Regions from separate parts of the Homo sapiens genome. Here region 1 is linked to region 2. The links are chromatin loops, found by intact Hi-C in ENCODE. Cell type or tissue: lower leg skin. All regions are shown on one strand. Links, peaks and the distances in the headings refer to the core of each region. The heading gives the core; the rest is flanking DNA.

Region 1 (10,532 bases), core at 4,059-8,058, 400 kb after region 2:
CTCATACTTAATGGTCAAGTTTCTTGAACTGGCCACTCTGTGCTACTGGTATTTAAAATTTTCGAACCATTTTTAGTGCCAACATTGATCTTTATTGATCTCTAGTTGTCATTTTGTCCCCTGGCAATCTTATTCATTTTGCCACTTGGACCTTGCTTTTAATCTTAGAGAAGCTGAACATAGTTCAGAAGAAATTTTGGTATTATTTCTATCAAACTTAAAAGGAATGTGCTATATTGCCTTTTCTTTTATTAATATGAAAATATGGACACTTTGCTAAATAATAAAAATTATGTGAAACAAGAGATTTACAGAAATGGAAAATAAACTGATAGATTATGACTCTTAAGTGAATTTAACATAGAAAATGTATATCCTATGCTTTTTCCTACTATTGCCTTAAAAGTTTTCACATCTTTGTAATCTGTATTCCTATAAATTTCAATTTATAAATAGTTGGGAATTATTCATACATTCATTTATTCAAATATGTATTATATTTACGTCTCGTGTACTTTGTAAGGACACTGCCAAAAATATTGATTCCATCAGTATGATAAGCAAAACTATGTTTTGTGCATAATTTCATTACTTATTTTGGATAATACACAGATAGGCTCTACCTATGTGAAGATGTAGAAGATGCATTCCCTGTTACAAGAAACTTAATATTTGTTTGGGAATTGATATGGTTTGGCTGTGTCCCCACCCAGATTTTATCTTGAACTGTGGCTCCCATAATTCCTATGTCTTGTGGGAGGGATCTGGTGGGAGATAATTGAATAATTGGGGCAGTTTCCCCCATACTGTTCTCATGGTAGTGAATAAGTCTCACAAGATCTAATGGTTTTATAAGGGTAAACCCCTTACGCTTGGTTCTCATTCTCTCTTGCCTGCTGCCATCTAAGACATCATTTACTCTTCTGCCATGATTGTGAGGCCTCCCCAGACATGTGGAACTGTGAGTCAATTAAACCTCTTTCCTTTATAGATTACCCAGTCTCTGGTATGTCTTTGTTAGCAGCATAAAAACAACTAATACAGGAATGCATATAAATAATAATAAGGATCACTTATAAAGAATCTCACAGCTGCTAAGTAAGACAGTATAAAATAAGTGCAAAATAAATGGGTAAGCAAATGCTAAAAAACAGATCTTCTAAGGACCGTGATAACCATAGAGGGATGTAGAATTGGATTTGACCTTGAAACCTCAAAATAAAGATAGGATATAATATTTATGTCTATTTAGGAAATAGCGTTTGACCAGTGGAATAAATAGTTAATTTTATCCTCAAGTCCATTTTCCTCTTCTTCTATAATAATTGTTCTAGCTATGCCATCAGCTGCCCAGCTGGAGATCTGCAACATGGCCGAGTCAAACTCCTCAACAACAACAGGGTGTGTTGAAACGGCAAAAGGGAATTACATGGAGAACTCTTTTGGAATAGAGCGACTTCTCCACCCTGCTCTGTCCACTGACCACAGTTGTGTCATGTAAAATATATAAACTTCCACTTTGTTTGAACCAATATTTATTTTTTTATGTCATGGTATTATAATTTTTGCACTATCTAATGTAACTTCTAACACAGACAACAAAGACCCCATCCAGAGACATTGTGAAAAATGGCAGATGGCTGAAGTGGAACAAAAAATGAAAGATTGTTAATTCTGTCATGATACAGAGCAAGGTAAAGGGGAAAGTGAAAGGAAAGTGTTAGAGTGTACTAATTGTGGTCCCATTGAATGGGGCTCAAAGTGAGTTTTCAGTAAGCCTTGCTTTGGGAAAAGCTGAAGATTTTAGTTTTTGATAAATTGCCTCTGAATAAATGACTGCATTCGGATGAAAATGCAGTCATGTATCTCTGAATGCCAAGGATATATTCTGAGAGATGTGTCATTAGGCGATTAAGTCCTGGGAACATCACAAAGGGTACTTTCACAAACCTAGATGCTATAGCCTACTACATACTTGGGCTATAGGATGTAACCTATTGCTCCTAGGCTACAAACCTGTAAATCATGTTACTGTACTAAATGCTGTAAAGAATTGTAACAAAATGGTAAGTATTTGTGTAGGTAAACATAGAAAATGTGCAGGAAAATTGTGATATTATGAAGAATCTTATGGGACCACTGTCATGTATGTGGGTCTATCATTGATGGAAGCATTGCTAAGATGAGCATGACTGTGTCTAGCAGACAATCATGGATCTGGGACGGGGTTGGGGGTGGGGGAACCAAAAAGAAAGCCAGTAGAGAAATCTCTAATATGGGAGCAGTTCATGCAGAAGGAGAGTGCAGAACTGGGGAAGGAAAGCTTTCTCAGTGGGAGAGTTGAAAAGAAAAGCGTGGGTCTGACTGAGGATTGAGCCTTGAGGTACAAGGCATTTAAGCATCAGGAGACCTAACTGCTTTCAAGGACATAACCACAATAGAGAGGAACATTTAATATACCACTTGTTAGCCAAGGTCACTCTTCCCTCTAAGGATAGAAACAGCACTGACCTTGATCAGATGACCAAAATGTTTGCTTTGTCTTAGAGATCCCCCACGGGGATCAGTCAAGTTGCTAGTCTTTCTGAGCCTTAAAATTTTTGTCTGTAAAGTGGGGTGATACATGTTTAAAGTGATCCTGAGGTGCTAGACTGTACATTTCTCTGCTCTCTGCTTGATAAAAGGTCTAGTCAGTTTTCAAGAAAACTTTCAGATGTCAGCACTTCCGTGAAGCCAGAACCCTGCGGAAAAATTCATATCTTTTGATTTTGGTATACTTAAAGCTTAAGTGTTGTGGGAAAGATGCTATTTATTCTTGTAGATTTAAAGTCATTCTGTTACATACTCACTATAATAACAAAGCTTACTTATTAAATAAATACCACAAATAAGGATTTCAGGCATATATATATATGTGTGTGTGTGTATATATGGTGATAAAACGATTGAAATATTTTAATAATTGGCTGAGATTTAGAAATAAGGATTCTTTTACAATTTAGAAGCCATAATTTGGTATGTTGTCTGCTGCTAATTTGAAAAGCCATAATATGCACGTGATAGTTCTCTCCTGTGCTCTAATATACTTGAGGGCCAATGGATAAATATGGGTTAAGTATATTGTGATAAATCACATGGTTTATACACCACTATCATTGCACTATCTTTTTTTTTTTTTTTTTGAGACAGAGTCTCGCTCTGTCACCAGGCCAGAGTGCAGTGGCATGATCTCGGCTCACTGCAAGCTCTATCTCCCAGGTTCAAGCAATTCTCCTGCCCCAGCCTCCTGAGTAGCTGGGACTACAGGCGTGCACCACCATGCCTAGCTAATTTTTGTATTTTTAGTAGAGATGGGGTTTCACCATATTGTCCAGGATGATCTCGATCTCTTGACCTTGTGATCTGCCTGCCTTGGCCTCCCAAAGTGCTGGGATTACAGGCGTGAGCCACCATGCCCAGCCGACTATCTTTACTCTTAGAAAAGACTCTGAAATCTTTCAGGGAGGAGATTTTCCTATATTAATTGTACTAATCTTACTATAGTGTTGAGCTGTGTAGCTGCTATATAGTAGCCATCAATAAATATTTGTTGAATAAAAAGATGTTTGTATGCATGAGTGCTTTGGATAAAATAAGACATTTTATTAATTCTTTTGTTAGTATAGTTGCTATTAAAATGTACACGTTAATTCAAAACATTGAATTACTTAAAATCATGTATAATTCTATCTAGTATTTCTCTGATCAGTCTAAGTTGGTGATATTTATTATAACTTCAAATTGATAATCACAATCATATATATGAAAACGGAATAAGTAATGACATTATTACAAAAGATTAAAATAAAAACCATACATAGTTCCTACACTAAATGTTAACAAAGTATTTTCAAGTTTGAAAATGGCCTTTCCTAATACAAAATTTAGTGTTCACTTCTGTTCTTTTTAGAGGCAGTTTGAGGCTCATATCTGTCATTTTTTTGTTAACCCACAATCGTAATAGATACCATGAGTCAGATACTGTTCTCAGCGCTTTAAAATTATTAACTCATTTAATCCTTACAACAACTCCATCCCCATTTTGCAGATACAGAAAGTAAGGCACAGAGAGGTCTTGTGTTCTACTCAGGGGCCAACTGCCACCACATATTGTCAACCGCAGACACATGTTGGCACTTAACATGTCCCCAATTTAGTGCGTAGTCTTCTCTCTAACACCTTACTGTCCGATTCTTTATACTGTATTAAATAAAGTACCAATTTTACCTATCTTTGAAGACGGGAGTTTGGAAGTCATTTTCAGTCTGTTTCCCATGTCCCATATCCGAATGTTTTCCTGTCTTCAAAGGTTTTCCATTATTCTTTCCCACCTTGTTTTCACCACATTCACAGCCTTATGTATAGACTTTGGAACCACTTAACCTGAATTTCAATTCCAGTTCTGATGCTAATAATCACATGTCCTTGAAAACATGTTATTCTTTATTATTATCTCAATGGCTGTTTCTTCATCTATAAAACAAGGATAACCTTAAAGATTCAATAAAAGCTCTCAGAAGAGTGAGCAGCATAGTAAAGTCTCACAAAGTATTGTCTTTTTTTTAAGTTTATAATTACATTTTATTTTTTATTTTATATTGTATTATTTTTTATAGTTTGTAGTATATCCTCTTATATAAAAACAATTTTGATCTCCTTGTGGTGTATTAAACACATCTTCTTTAATGTACAAAGGTAAACATAAAGAGATTCCTTTATATATACCGATTTCTTTGCCCTGCAAGACCTTTCTTGGCCACCCCAGAGAGTGTTAAACTTTTATTCTCTACTTTCCCAGAATAAGTACCTCTATTTTAGTACATATCATGATCTATTGTAGTTACTTGCTTATTTTCTGACTGTGAACTACTTCCACCTCTCTATCCCCAAGAAAATGCCTACTTTTCTAATATAGCTTAATGGGGAAAAAGGTTACATGAACAAATTAACAGCAGAATATCTCTTTATTCTAAATAAATCAGTTCCACAATTAAGTGCTAATATTGGGTTGCCCAGCAAAATTTTTAGGTAGGGTTCGGGGCATACCTATATTCACAATAGTTTCAAATATGTATTTACCAGTGAAGGGCAGCAGAATATGCCACCCCAAAATATGCCATTTTGGCAAAAGAAGTATTTTGAGCTGAAGGCAAATAAAAAGAAGCAAATATCCAAAAATGCTCTCTGCCCTCTCCCTATCTGCCCAAAAGTAAGACAAAATTTACAGAGCTATCCCTCCTCCCCTCTCTACTAGGAAGGACAAAGGTTGATCAGCAAAGACAACTTTAGACCTTTATCATCCAGGAGACAGTACCTGAGGGATCGACATAACAAACTCTACTAACTGGCCTTTATCTGCCATTTGTTTCCCATATATTTGCCATCCCACAATGTCCCACCCCTAGAGACTCAAGGTCCTTTTCCTTTGTCTTGTCACTCCTCTAAAAGTGTATTGTTCTTTGTTGAAAATGATAAAGAGAGTTCCCAGGAACCTCCTGGAGAATTACTAATTCCCTGGATATTGCCTATGTAATATACATAAAATGTATAAGAAGTTAAAAAACTTCTGTTTGATTTCTCTGGTTTAATTTATTTATTTTTCGTTGTTATAGAGGTCCCACCTGAGAAATCAGATGGGGTAGAGTGAAAATTATTTTTTCTTTCCCTGTAAAGCATGTGCAACATTTTTGGTTGAATGGATATTATAGATAATGACCACAGTACTGTTTGCAATGGCTTTCTGTGTGTGTTTGTTTTGTTTTGTTTTAGTAGAGACGGTGTTTCACCATGTTGGTCAGGCTGGTCTTCAACTCCTGACCTCATGATTCACCTGCCTTGGACTCCCAAAATGCTGGGATTACAGGCAGGAACCACTGCGCCGAGCCAACTTTCTGTTTTATAAAGCCCCTTTATTCTATTTTATCTTACCCTTAAAGAGTATAGACCAGTGGTATAGCTAAGGTTTGAATTGACTCTTTAATTTTCATTCTCCTAACACTATGTTTAGGTTCTATGTTATTAAGACAGCTTTAACTCTTAGCTTTCACCTCAGCCTTTTCTTGTGTCACCTCTCCTACAGGCTTCTGAAGCTTTTCTAAGCCCATAAATAAATATGGGAACATACCATTACTCCACTAAATTAACTTATGAGGTCAAAAATTATTTTAACATATACAACTCATTTCTCAAGATTTAACAGTGGAGGACTTTTATTAATGTGAAATGATTATTTATATTTTTTCCCTAGATAGAAATAGAAAATGGGAACAATAACTCTCCAGGTGTTATAAAAGCAATACAATTTAAAATTGAAGAAAAATTATGAAGATATTAAAAAGTTAGCCAATGAAAACATGAGGCAATTGAGAGGTTAAAATGAGTCATCTAAGATGGATTATTATATTTTATTGAACTGAAAGATATATATTCAGACTCTGTTAGCTGTTCCTGAATTAAAAAAATAATGCTTTCTTTTTAACTGAAAGAAAAATGGAAATAAAAACTTGTCAAATAAACTTAAAGAAATCATGAGACTTATTCTGAATCTGAATGAAAATGACCAAAATGAATCTTTGAGAGGTAAAATTGTATAACTTTAAATATAATTTGCATGAAATAAATGAATTAATATCCAATATTCTCTGTCTCTTCCCCTCCGTTTGCCCAACAAATGGAGGGGGAATTTTTTTTCTTCAAAATATCATCAGATCATTTGAATACTTATAGAGCACTTTAATGGGTCATAACAAATTGGACTGCTTATTGCTCAGGCTAACTTTGGACCAAATTGTGCAAAAGAAAATGTGCATATGAAGATAGAGACTGAGAATGACATCAAGAATAAGTCTTCTTGTGGTGAATATTATTAAATGCCATATGTCATAATTTCCAGTGTGTGATAAAACAACTGTGACCAATAAAAAGAATAGAAATCATAAAAACCAAAGTACTCGTCTATGGTATGATTTTTAAAAATCTGAATTGCTGTCTCAGCATTATACCATACAATATTTTCAAACTCATTAGGAAAATTGACATCTTTTTCACTTATAAATACTCTCTGATATTAATATTCTTGGGTTGTGTTATGGTTATATGAGTCTAATGGACATACACTGCAAGTTAGGAAAAAAGCAAATACTAAAACCTGGCGCCATGTACTTTGGACAAAATGTATTTCTTAGTGTGGACCAATGTCTACATGTATGTGTAAAGTGACAAGGAATTAAGTTTTAATTTGTTGTGGGTCAACTTCTGCCCTTGGATGCTTTATTTATAACTTTTGATGAACTCAGTAAGATTTAGCCTTGAGTCTCCAAAGTCAGAACTGATTCTCCCCTCTCCTCCACAGTAGACAATAACAAAAAACAAATGACCAAACATTTCACTTAATATTCAATTTAGATGGGTCATTTAAAATGATTTTATGATATTATTAGTGAATAAAAAATTAAAATGGAAAATATACATATATAAGTACATATATATATATATATAAAACATGTGGTAAGAAGATAAACTGATTTTTCTCATAAGACTTCAGACTAATCAATTTAAGATAAAAAACTGGCAATTACAATTGTGGAATTCGAAACTATTTAGCTATTTCTTAACATGAATGTGAAGGTATGGCATAAACATTTGAAAAAATGGAATGGCATTAATGAAAAGTTCAAACACATGTCTAAAATTACAATTATTCATCATAAACAGTCACTTAATGTTAAGAAAATAGGTAATTATTGGCCAGGCGCAGTGGCTAACGCCTGTAATCTCAGCACTTTGGGAGGCCGAGGTGGGCGGATCACGAGGTCAAGAGATCGAGACCATCCTGGCCAACATGGTGAAACCCCGTCTCTAATAAAAATTACAAAAATTAGCTGGGTGAGGTGGTGCACACCTGTAGTCCCAGCTACTCGGGAGGCTGAGGCAGGAGAATCGCTTGAACCAGGGAGGCAGAGGTTGCAGTGAGCCGAGAACACGCCACTGCACTCCAGCCTGGGGAGAGTGAGACTTCATCTCAAAAAAAAAAAAAAAAAAGAAAGAAAGAAGTAACAATTTCTGTTTTAGAAAAAAAGGTAATTTTCTACTCTACAAACACCATACAGACAAACAAAATATGAAGAGGTTTCTTTAGGTTACTTGTAGGCTGTCTTTTTTTCCCTGATATTAGCAACATATTTTCCTCACCCACCATTTTCCCAAGTCAGCAATCCCAGTGTGTGCAGCTGCAATACAGTATTCATAAGTGTATTTTTACATATGAAGATTTCATATAATATGTATTTCAAAGGAACTATTCACACACTAATGAAGAATTTGGCATCTCTTCTGAGGATACATTTGTTGATCTTTGAAAGAGACTCCTTTAGGGACAAATCCAAATAACCATTTTTGCCTTGAAGCCGAGGACTTTGAATACTACTTAAAAATTGAGATGCATTGTTATTTGTTGTCATATAAATTCCTCGTCTCTGTACTAGCCTTGGAGTGGATGCTTTCCTATAATTTCCGTGGTTATATTATTCACTGCTTTTTTATCTCTTACTAGAAAAAAAAAGTTAAAAATTGTGTATGGTATATGTGGCTGTTCTTATTTTGACCTCTTCAAGGCACCCGTTGCCTGTCCTTGCCTTATACTCTGGGCTTCAGTCAAACCTTAGCCTTTGTCATCCCCATGGACTCAGCCCCTTTGTATGTGCTGTACTGGAAATCCACTCATTTCCTCTACCCTCCAGTAGGTGGATTCCCCTTCATCTTTGTATAAGAAACACTTTTTACCTCCTGGCCTTAAATCTTCTCTGAACTATTCCAGTTGTTTTGACCAGTCTCTGCCCAATAACATATATATTTAAAAAGGAACAGCCAGAAAACAGGCGCAGAAGAAGCCGAGAAGGAGGAAATGGGAAGGGCTAGAATAAAGGAGAATGAGCTAACTGGGTGAAGAGTTCGGCTTCTAGTTAAAAACCTAAGTGTGATTTTTCAAGTCTGACCATAGGCAATTTCGAAGTGTTGCTTGGCAGGCCTCCCAGGAGAAAGTTGCCTTCCCTGCAGCTGACTTGGTGCACAGCCAATGAATGCATTGCAGTCTCTGAAGGAAATGCGGTCAAGGACTCAAGCCCCTCTGATTGGCCTTGTGCTTATGCATATTTGCATTCCTAGCTGAGACTCTTTTATTCAGAGACCTCTTTATCTGGGGATTTTAGCTGAGACCTTCTTTAGGGAGGGTGACTCGAGGGGGACGCCTTGAAGACTTATTTTTCACTGTGACCTACTATTCAGTAATTTTAAACTCCCAGTCCTCTTCCCTCCCCCTTCCCTTCTCTCTCTCCCTGGATCCCAAGTACATAGAACTGCAGGAGCCTTTAAAAAAAGTGTCTCTATGGTAAATTTATTTATTTCCTATATTATTATTTTTAAACTGAAAGATAAAATTGTGTGTATTTATTGTGTTGTGCAGGAGCCTTTTGTTAAAGGGCTTCAACAGTGAAATAACTGCCTCCAAGTCTGGGCTAATCTACCTGGTCCTAGACAGAGCAGTGCCATTGCTTGGGGGGAAAAATGGAAGGAAAGGGGTGGACGGGGATCGGCTCTTTTTTTTTTTTTTTCCAGTTTTTAACTTCTTGCCTATACTACTAAAGTAAGTGATTAAATACTTGACTACAAACTTTCATTTTTGGCTTGCTGCTTTAATTGATTACTCCAGCATCTGGAAGCTGGGTTCTCTTGAGCTCAGCTGAGCTGCTGACAGTCGGGTTGTAAGAGTAGTCAGCTCCAGGGAGCTTCCCTACAACTTGCAGATGCTAACAAATGGGGGAGCAGAAATAGAACTGTCAGTGAAATACGACCCTGGCTCTAGCTGTCATGAATCACTGTTGTCAGGAACAGATTTGTTAAATTCATGAAATTCTAGAGTGTTCAGCATGTGCATAAAATCTTTGAGAGCAAAGTTGAGAGATGCCAAAAATTTGATTAAACTGCTTATTCTTTTTATCTTCTAGAGTGAAAGAATTCTGTAGCTGCATTTATTCGGGCCATCCTTAGAGTAGTACATTTTGAATTCTGATTGCATCTTTCTACCACAAGAGAAGTGAGGTAGGAAGACGGGAAGAATTCAATGGTTACATTTTCTTAGAAAATGATTTAATCTGACTTTTTTTTTTTTTTTAATTTTGTGGGCAAAATGAAATCTGAGTGGACCAATGACCTCACCATGTCCAGTGTTTGGTTGCTAGTTTGAGATTTGGAAATGGCTGTTCAGGTGAAGAGGTAAATGGATCCAAATGCCTTGTTATAAGGCATTTGACAATGCTTACAGCAGTAGTGTGAATAGAGGGCCATTAAATTCTAGCATAAACATTCCGGGCTACTGGTTATTTTTTGGTTGTAACTTACATTTGAGGTTTTCACAAGAGACAGGCTCTACAAGATACCCTACATGTCTAAAGGACTAAGAATTGGAGAGCCCTGACATTGAATTAGGACGTAGTTTT
Region 2 (10,532 bases), core at 2,739-6,738:
TGATTCTGGATGCATGTGAATGGGATTAAATAATTGAGGGGCTACTAAACTGTTAAAAGAATTATTCTTGGATATAAGATAGGCCTGTTCAATATATGTAGGTTGTACCCTCTAGTGACTACCACATACTCTGTACTTTAAGTAGAGTTGAAATATAAGATGGGTATTTTTTTGGGGGTCAATCTGCACATTCTGGTGACTTCAGTGGTTGAGTATCAAAATATTCTTATTTCAGATGATTAAGAACAAAAGCTCCAGAATTGCATACTATTTTTACACTTTCCAACCAACAGAGGGTGATGGGATGTCCCATATATGCTAGATTTCCAAGCCATAATAGTTCTTGTAGTCAACAATTAAACAATCATTAGAAAACATGGATCACTCGAAAAGTAGGAGTGAAAATACTGTGGTAAAACGTCATCTCAAAGAAAAATAACAGCACACACTTTTAGAACATGTATGGAACAGTTTATAAAGCACTTTCCATATATCACTACATTTAAGCCTAAGAGCAAACCTGAGACAGTAGACAGAGGTGAAATCATTATCTTACCAAAGGGAACCAAATAATTAGTGAAGCTAGATTCAAGATCAATCATTTAAGACATAACTAAACCTATAATCCAGGTGTTTTGGTTTGTAGTTCACATTTTGCCCTCTCATATTGTCTTTCTTCTTACATGACTCTATTATATTGAATTCACACTATCATCAAAGTGCAGGCTCTTTAAGATAGAAATCATCTTAGAAATTATGGGTATAAATGTACATACATGCTCTGAATAAAATTGTGCACTCACATTATCATATAAGTTGGAGACTATGTACACACGAAACTAATATTTAGTAGAGAAATTGGAAAAATGACATTTGATCTGGAGATAATTAATACTTAACTCTTGTCAAATAACACCATATTGAAGCATGGAATAAAAGTATTTATTAGAAATATGTGAAGCTTATTCAGACTTTTAAAAAAATCACGTTTTCTTTAAAAGGCATCTATATATAACTCATGGTAATTCTCAGACCTAAATTCTAGAACTTAAAGTTCCAAAAATAAAATTAATTATCTGAATAGACTATGTAGACATAAAGTTATTGAATTTTAAATAGGAATAAGTTATTTCAGCAAGAATATTTTCTAAAGAAATGATAATTGCAAACTCTATCTCATAAGGCCATTATAAAACTTTTAATGAATGAATTAAAAACAGTTACGAGTGAAAAGAAGTGGGCCGAGAGACTGCTGTAATGTCAAAATTGAACAAGTACTGGTTCTGCTTTGTCTACAGTAGGGCAAATGGAGAACAAAATTCATCAATAATTTCCTGTAGGAATTGCATTATTTTGATAAAATGTGTTCAATATCCACTTCATTATTTTCTGATCTGGTATAAAATTAAACATCACCAGTGAAAGTAAACAAAAATTTAAATCAAACGACTAATGTTATACAGAAAGAAAACCCATAGTGCCTGCTCATCTCAATGTATCCACACCATAAGACAGGGTGAGAAAAAAAATAAAATAAAAAACATAATAATCTCAATGTAATTTTGTAAAGAAACTCACATTTATAGAAGCGATAGTCCATTTTTAAAAGTACCAGAGTATTTTGCTTAAAGAATGGTCAGAACTGTACATCAGAGTCTATATTTTAAATAAAAATGAACACTTGAAAAATGTCAGTGTCAAATGTTTTTTATTAAAAAACATTCAGAAACAAAGCTTCAGATGATGATAATTTTTAATGGCATATGTTCTTGTTTCAAAAGTTTATATATATTATTAAAAAGAACAAGAATATAAACAAGATGATAATGTTAGTGGTGTGTTCATAAAAGTGTTACAGGGTTGATACTAAGTACATGTTTAAAAATGAAAAATTAATTGCTAATTCTTGATATGCATTATACATATTATTTAAACCATCATATAAATCATTATTTTTAAGAAAAATTTCCAAAACCTCCTTTTCCTTTCTTAATATTAACTTTCAGTTACGTTGTTTTGGTACCGGTAGTTTATTAGTCATTTAGTAATTCACTACTCATAGTACTGAGAAATTGAGAGCTGTCTTCTCATTGTCCATGAAAATATGTGTTTCTAGCCACTCACATAATAAAGCATTTTACTACATGTTCATAATTTGTATCAAGTTTAAGTATACTAACATACACTATAAAGTCCCCAAAGATAAAATGACATTAGATTCTTTCAATTAAAAAAAACTAGACTATCTTTCAGTTTCTACTTTAGTTTCTCAATATTTAAAATCCTGCCTTAAATTATAGGGATATAAACTAAAGTTTAAGCATAAAAATGCATAAAAATGGACAAGATATATGAAAAACAGTATTTGCATAAAGCATTATTACTATTAATGCCTATTAAAACATGTTTGATCCTTCAATGAAATGAGTAAGTAATATGTAAATTTTAGGAAAGGTCATGGCCGCTCTAATTCATGCAGCCTTCATGTTTTCCAGGTGGTATATTAAAAAGGTTCAGATGAAACATTCTCTGACCAAAATAAGTCCAGTATCTCCCCAGTTGGATAGAGTAATTAAGAATCTCTGTTTATTTAAATATTCAACTTTTTCTTAACCTTTTCTAGACTATTGACCATGAACTGGCAGTTTATCTTGGGATATATTTTAGTTTACTACCTCCAAAGAAAAACCTTTCTGAATAGAGCCAAGCAAATCAGGGCCCAGAGTTGAGGGTGCGTATCTAAATTTTAGAATTGAAGAGTTATGCCTCACCTTACATGAAAATGCTGAAACCATAGAAGAAAATTTCCATAGAAGAAAATCGACTTATAGTGTGCCCAAACGCTTTGCCTGAAAACCCATTCTTTTTTTATAATTAAATAGCCATATACTACCCTGTAATAGAGCTTTTAAATGACACATTTTTTTCCGATAGGATTTTTTTTTTTGCTTTCCTTAAATTCTTGTGAAAAAGAAGCTTGCTATAGATATTGATGCAAACTTCTCCAGTCCTCCCCCTCCTGCTAAGATGCTGCCATTGCATTAATACGATAGGTCAATCATTTGATGGGCATCATGACTTTAAAAAAAATTCCCACACTCAGATGGCTGTCAGTGGTGGTGCCAGTGAACCGTTATGCAAAGCCCCCAAACACTTTGTAAACTCGAATCTTTGAGCACAATAGTAAAGTTCAGTTCTGGAAAAAGATAGTGTACTGAATACACAATACCGAGCTTTGTCTGTTCGGGGCTTCTGTTGAGGGAGAAGGTTACTTAATCTCCACATTTGCCCTGGGGATTCTAACAGTTTTAATGTGTCCTTTTTGAGATTCTGTGAACTGTAGAATATATGCTGGTAACAACTTTCTTTGGGGCTTTCCTCGGAAAAGCCCAAAGCTGCCAACACAAGAAAGCTGACATAGTGGTGCTAACAAACACAATAGAGACCTTTAGCTGTTTTTGCAAACTGCCTGGCTAAAGTTTCATGTCATGTCTTGATGAAGGATCTCATTCTTTGGCTCATTTCGTAGAATCTAGCTTTTGTGACAGTTTGGAAAGGATGGCTTCTTCATCAATTTGGGAAAGTATAGGAAAATTTGATGCAACGTCAAGAAAATTTATAATACTTAAAGGATTAAATGATATAATTAACAATAGTGACATTTAATGCTATATTACCATTTGCCTACATTGGTCTTTTAGCCAAGACTATTTTTAGAGTCTATTAATATCATTTTCTTAAATGGGATGTTTTGGTGAAATGGCAATATTATTTTTCTATTATCATTCACTATTAGAAATATACAAAAGAAAATATTACCTAGAAAGCTAACTTTAAAGTGTCCTTATAAATTCAAAGACTTTTAAGCAATTGTAATTATTACTTAACCATTTGGAAAATGATGTATTTCATTCAAATGTATACTTCTAAGATGCTAAAAAGAAATTCCATAGCTAGAAGAAATAACTGTTCTAACTGTATAAACAGCAATCCTATTCCTGGCTTGACTAAATTTACATGAGTCAATCCATCTATATACTGGAAATTTGCCATCCAGAAAAGTCATATATTGTCTATACTTATTATGCATTTATGATACTCATTAAAGGTTGAGCAAATCATATATATGTGTGTGTGCAAAGTAGAAATTTTAAGAGGGAAGTAAAGATGCATTTTTACAAGCATAACACCTAATAAATCTCATAATATTGGATGCATTATAAGTTCAATATATGATAATCACCACATAGATGAAAATGAATTTTCTTAAAATAAGAAAATAAATATTTACAAGAGTGTGGATTAATGAAGTGAGATAGAAGAGACCAAATGTAGAAATGTTCATAGTGGATAAGGGAAAATGCTCCAGAGCCTCAAGTGTGGTTCAAAATCCCAAATTCCAGTTCATACTGGGGAGAAATCCCAGTTAGTTGTCTCTATGCCTGCCCCACCCAGTGTCTTACTATGTTACCCTCAAATCTCTCCCCAACACCTTCTCACTCCCATGCCTCTTGGCTCACTGTGTACTCACTTGTATGGTATGGAGAGAGGCAGGTTGAACCTCACTTGTATGGTATGGAGAGAGGCAGGTTGATGGTGTGGAGAGAGGCAGGTTGATGGTGTGGAGGGAGGCAGGTTGAACTTATTTTTAGCTCCCTAGGAACGAAACTGTCCTTATCTCAGATAGTATATTGATCTGCTATCATGCAGTTGATTTCTAATGAGGCCTTTAGGAACGCCTTATACACAAATTGGGAAATGGCTCTAGTTTACTCTGAGTGACTAAAGAAATATTTATTTGTAAATTAGCAGGGTGTGGTGGTGCATGCCTGTAGTCCCAGCTAGTCGGGAGGCTGAGGTGAGAGAATCACTTGGGCCAAAGAGGTTGAAGCTGCAGGAGCTGAGACCATGCCGCTGCACTTCAACCTGAGCCACAGAGTGAGACTCTGTCTCAAACAAACAAACAAAAGTATATTTGCGAAGAGTTACCAGGAAAGAGTTGATAATGGACATGAAGAAAAAAACAAAAGGGTTTCAGATATCTAGCTCTTAGGCAGGAAATAAAAATGTTAGAGGGGAAAATATTAAATATTTTGATATTATTTTCAAATGTAGTGGTTTGTGAAGATATTTGAAAATAATTCATTGTTGTGCTATATATAGATACCTATTTGTCTATCTATCTGATGGTAAAATCCACATTTATCTATTTATAACCTATCATGTTTTCCTACTTGGGAATTGCAAATAAACTGGCTGGAAAGCAGTTTATGTTTGAAATAATAACAAACCAGGGCCAAACAGAAATAAACATTCAACCACAATATTTTTAGCAGTATGCTCAAAATTTTATTCTTAACTGAAATATTTGTCACTGGGAAATGGTAGGAAACTGTCGTCCTATCCAAGTTAACCTTAGCCCTTGAATTTCTTCTACGTTGGCCAATCAAGGGCAAAGTAATCTACTGTAAATGAAAAGAAGACTTCAACTGTGAACTGAAGTACTTTTTAATTGAGAAGTATTACCCTATTCTATGCTAAAAGACAATTCTCTCAGGGTTCTTATCTAGAGTGGCAGATATCTTCGGAGAAAATCTACTAAACAAAGATTTTCATGAAGGGAATTTCAATTATGGTTCTGAACCAAACTTCTTCCAGAAAAGTATTTTGTTGCCATAAGTCACTCCTTAGCTTATTCTAGTCTCAACATTAGTCTGTAGAATTACAGTGTTTTTCACCTTGAAAGCTTGAGATTTAAGCCACGATTAATTTTATTGTACTGCCTGACTCTGGAAGAAAAACAGAATGCCTTTAACATTTCTAGATTATAAAGTCATCTAGTTTATTGCCTGCAAGCATAGTTTAGACAGTTGCTAGATTTGAATTCTGACTTTATCAATTTAGTTTTTTTCTGTGTGTGGCAATAGGCAAGTCATTTAATCTTAAGTTTTCTCATCTGTTTAAAGAGGATAATAAAGGCCGGCGGTGGCTCACGCCTGTAATCCCAGCACTTCGGGAGGCTGAGGTGGGCGGATCACCTGAGGTCAGGAGTTCGAGATCAGCCTGACCAACATGGAGAAACCCCGTCTCTACTAAAAATACAAAATTAGCCGGGCTTGGTGGCACATGCCTGTAATCCCCGCTACTCAGGAGGCTGAGGCAGGAGAATAGCATGAACCCAGGAGGCAGAGGTTGCAGTGAGCCGAGATCGCCCATTGCACTCCAGCCTGGGCAACAAGAGCGAAACTCCATCTCAAAAAAAGAGAATAATAAAACAGATCGGATTGTTGTGAATGTAAACATTAGCTAAAATTTAGTGAGTGTTTTCTATTGCCAGGAATTTCCTCAAATGCTTTTTATATATTCTCACAACAAATGTATTTACATGCTCTATTATTATCGTTTAGCTATATTAAATAATTTGTCAAAATTCACATGATTATTAAATTGTGGAATTGAATCTTGGGTCCAAGAATTTGATTTCCAGAATCCACGCTCTTACCCACTACATCAGAGATTCTGCAGAAGAAAACATGTTCAGGTCCCAAGACAGTGTCCAGCACACAAGAGGATTCAGTAAAATTTAGTTATTGAGATTCTGATCAGAAAGGTGTAAAAAATCTGAAATCTTGCTGAGATGAGATAGAAAATTTATTTTCTAATAAGAGAAAAAAGTCAATGTTGAAAAATATAAAATTATAAATTAATTTAAACAATATAAAACTGTACATAGCATAAAAATATTGATTTATTTATAGCAAGCAATATTAGTTACTAACATTTTTATATCTCTACTTAGAAACATGATTTCAAGACATATATTTTTGCACAAAATGAAGAGACACTGTTTGAGAAATGTACCTTTGGAGAGTTTTTTAATAACATAGTACTAACAAAAGCATAAACACTAGTAATTTAATAAAACCTTCCAAAATTCAATATCCTATTAGTTGTATATTTGAACAAAGTGAGCCCTTAAATCACTGATATAATTTGAGGGCTTAGAATTAAACAATTTCTTTACTTATTTAATTTTAGTTATTCTGGACACTTCTGTTTAAGGCATTTGCCCTGATGTCATCATTGCAAGCTATCCTAATCCACAAAAATTTAGAAACACTAACATGTGTGATTGGAACATGTTGAGTCATGTTGATTTAATTTTTGTTATTTGGGCATAGTTAACTGTCAGTTTCCCTTGACTTCATGAAAGAGACCTGATTGAAGATGCAGTTTAAAGGGCGGATAGGCAAGGTTAGGCATGAGAAAACATTTTTCTTCTTTCTGGGCAAGTAGAATCAAAATGAGAGAACAGGGAGGAGCTCCTGATAAAGTGCTGCTGTACATAAGAGAGTGATGAGCTTGTGGGGCCTGTCACTGCCACAATTTTTGTGTCAATAGCACTAAAACAGTGGATAGCACCTTTTCCTTCATTCAGAGAATGATGGCAATTCTACTTTTGTGTCTAGGAAGTAGCAAAATATGATAGTTTTAATCAGATGGAAGAAGACAAGAGAAACTCTGCTTAGTCAAGTGCTAAGGAAGTGTGTTTAAAGATAAAAGTTTAGATCTCCTGTAGTCTAGCCTCAGGACGTAACTTCATTACTATAAATTTCAGCAAATTGATTAATTAATCTTAAGGGAATTAAGTATATATTCTCTATAAGCAAAGCCATGTCTATAATTTTAACCAATGTGATAAAGAAGAAAACCTTAATAACTTCTCTGTTTGTTAATGTATTATTATTACAAACAGCTGATAAGAGCCTATTAACGGCCAGCTAATGCGATAGACATTGAAAGTAAAAAGATCAATAGAATACCTCTGTAAACATTTAGTGGCTCACAATTAGGTAATTAACAAATGGAGTTTTTTTTTTTTTAGGTGTTATGTGGAATTTTATCTAGGTACAGAGGACAATAATATTGTATCCAAAGAAGTCCCTCAAAAGCTTCCGTGTAGTAAAGAATTAAAGGTAGTAATGCTAATGTGGGCAACCAGATGGGGAGGTGACCATACCACAGTTCTGCAAGATAAAGGTTTTATTCAGTTAAAAATCTCTTTCATGTAAAAAAAAAAGAAATGTTAAATATTTAAAAGCTCTTGTCTTTTTAAAAAGTTTAACACACTGGCATAATGAATGTACACGAGTGTACAATTATATTAAAACCAGCTGTTTGATGATTACTAGAGTATATATTTTGCATTTCTACTCCAGTACAATAAGTAGATTAAGCTGACCTTACACAAAAAGCTTGACAATTGGTACAAGACATATCACATTATCTATAAGAATACCTGAGAAAAGATAAGCTGCCCAGACAGCTGAAGAAAATGTGCTCCTTACACAGCTTTATGTGCAAACTACAGGGTCTCCACAAGAGGGCGATCATTAGGAAATGCAGCGATATTTTCCCGCATGTCAGTGAAAAACAGTATGCAGACACCTCAATTCTATAGAATCAGACTCCCCCGCTCCCCTGCCCTGCCCCGCTTACTAATATATATTCTACGGAAGAGACAATCTTTTATTTTTTTTACTAATATATCAAAACATATTTAAGGATGAATTATTATGCAATAATCAACAATGTTATGTAATTATGGATATTTATAAAACTCCTTTATGAGGTCTTAATTTTCTCTACCTTTTATAGGAGCATTTTGGGAAATGGTGTCCTAACATATTTTCTATAGGTTTGCAAGAATTTAAAGAGAAATGTGATGAATAGTTCACTAAATTAAGGAACATTTTGATATGTACCTTTAATAATTACTGCAGCTGCTAGTGATGTTATTAAAAATTATAAAAATAATCATATTTAATTAATATGCAATATTTTTATTGAAAAGTGTAGTTAGTAATTTTGAGTAACAGAAGACAGGATGCATATTAAAACATAGAGGGAATTCCAGGCATTTGTTTGCATCAGAACTTAGATACACAACTCTAGAAAAACTGAAAAATAAATTAAAAAACAGTCAAAGGATTTTCCTTAATTTTAAGCATAAGCCTTTCATTTTAGAAATTATAATGTCTTGATATAAACCTAAAGTGCATCGACTTAATATAAATAGCACTGTTTCTAGATTATTTCCCGTTCATTATTTCAAAATTGTTAAAATTTCTTAATGAAATAGAGGCAGGTTTCCAAACCTTTAATGATGTGATTAGTAAAAGATGATACTCCTAACCAATTTTTCTTTCTCTCAAATAAAGTGACATGAATTACTTCAGTATCCTTCTTTTCCAGCTTCTTTCTCTTCCTTCCTTCCTTCCTTTCCTTCCTTCCTTCTTTCCTTCCTTCTTCCTTCCTTCATTTCTTTGTTCCTTCCTTCTTTTCTTCCCCGCTTTCTCTCTCCATCCCTGCTTTCCTTATTTCTTCCTTCCCCCACCTTGTTTCTTTTCTCTAATTATCAAGTAGAAATGGATGCTAAGCTAAGCTTGTGATTTTTGAAATTTGAAAGACTAATAATAATAAAATAAGGAGTGAATCAAGGAAAAATTTAGAAAAAAAGTCTTTTGTTGGAGAAACAAAAGGTGTAATAAAGACAACTTGAGTAGCCTAACTCATGTTAATCTACCCCAAACAATATTGATAACTGTTTATCAAGTGCTGATATACTGCTGAAACACGTCTTTCTAAAGACTTGTTAATTAAGTGGACATTTTTGTGATTTCCTGGTACCAAGGGTATCCCAATTTACATATGATTAAAACTTATTTACTTCGATTGTTGGTGGGAGTTCAACAATTTTGGAAAGGAAAAAGGTTCTTTCTGTCGCCTTCTGTCATGGTGAACAATAGCATCACAATACTAAACTCAACTAGTGTTGATGACGGTTGTGTTCAATTTCACAGTAAATTTGATCTGTTTCTCATGGGGCAAGACTTTAATTCTGCTGATTATTCGATATGGGAAAGCACTCTGTCACTATAATATCTGCTATGTGATCCATGTATAACAGAATGACTTCTAAATTGATTTAGAATTATTCATTATAAACATCCACTATCTTGTTAAACTGGATGGATTAATTTTACTCATAAAAGTGATGTAGCGTTTATGCTACTGTCCAGGCTACTTTGCCTGTAACTCTGGTGAGAGAAAATATCAGAATGTAGAATGATTTAAAGCTTGTTTTATTTAGTAAGCCATGTAGAAGTTAAATTGTAGTTCTTCGAGTCACATTTTCCAAAATATACAAAGTCTTAACAATGTTGTAAAAATATGCAAGTTTAAATTGTATATACCGGATTGTTATATTTAATTACTTTGAAAATAAACACAGTGAGCACATTGTAAAGAGAGTAACAGGAAAGGTAAGAAGCACATCTTTAACTCTGATTAACTTTCTTTACTTAACAACAAAAGGATCTTTCTTTCACCAACAGGGGAACACTCAGTATTCTAAGTAAGACTAGTGATATTTAATGGCTATAAATTTTAACATCCTTTCTTTGTGAAGAAGAATTATCTGGCTTGTAATTAATAATAACCAAATGTTAACAAAAGCTAATTATCTCTAA

What was found. A loop is a pair of places that touch in the nucleus more often than their neighbours do. Peaks named below come from ENCODE experiments on the same cell type or tissue, not always from the same donor. Only the 100,000 strongest peaks of a DNase experiment are listed, where the experiment ranks them.
Region 1: a loop joins it to region 2, with 8 times the contacts of the local background. A loop is called at or near these places in 19 of 110 quality-filtered maps.

The regions. Positions count from the first base shown.
Region 1 is chr3:79,481,591-79,492,122 of GRCh38, forward strand. The region is part of intron 2 of ROBO1 (roundabout guidance receptor 1); the gene reads right to left. Among named protein-coding and RNA genes, the nearest start is that of MIR3923, 21 kb to the right of the region's middle. In lower leg skin, for the core only: no CTCF peak of the experiment used is centred there; no DNase peak of the experiment used is centred there.
Region 2 is chr3:79,078,243-79,088,774 of GRCh38, forward strand. All of the region lies in intron 3 of ROBO1 (roundabout guidance receptor 1), which reads right to left. Among named protein-coding and RNA genes, the nearest start is that of MIR3923, 420 kb to the right of the region's middle. In lower leg skin, for the core only: no CTCF peak of the experiment used is centred there; no DNase peak of the experiment used is centred there.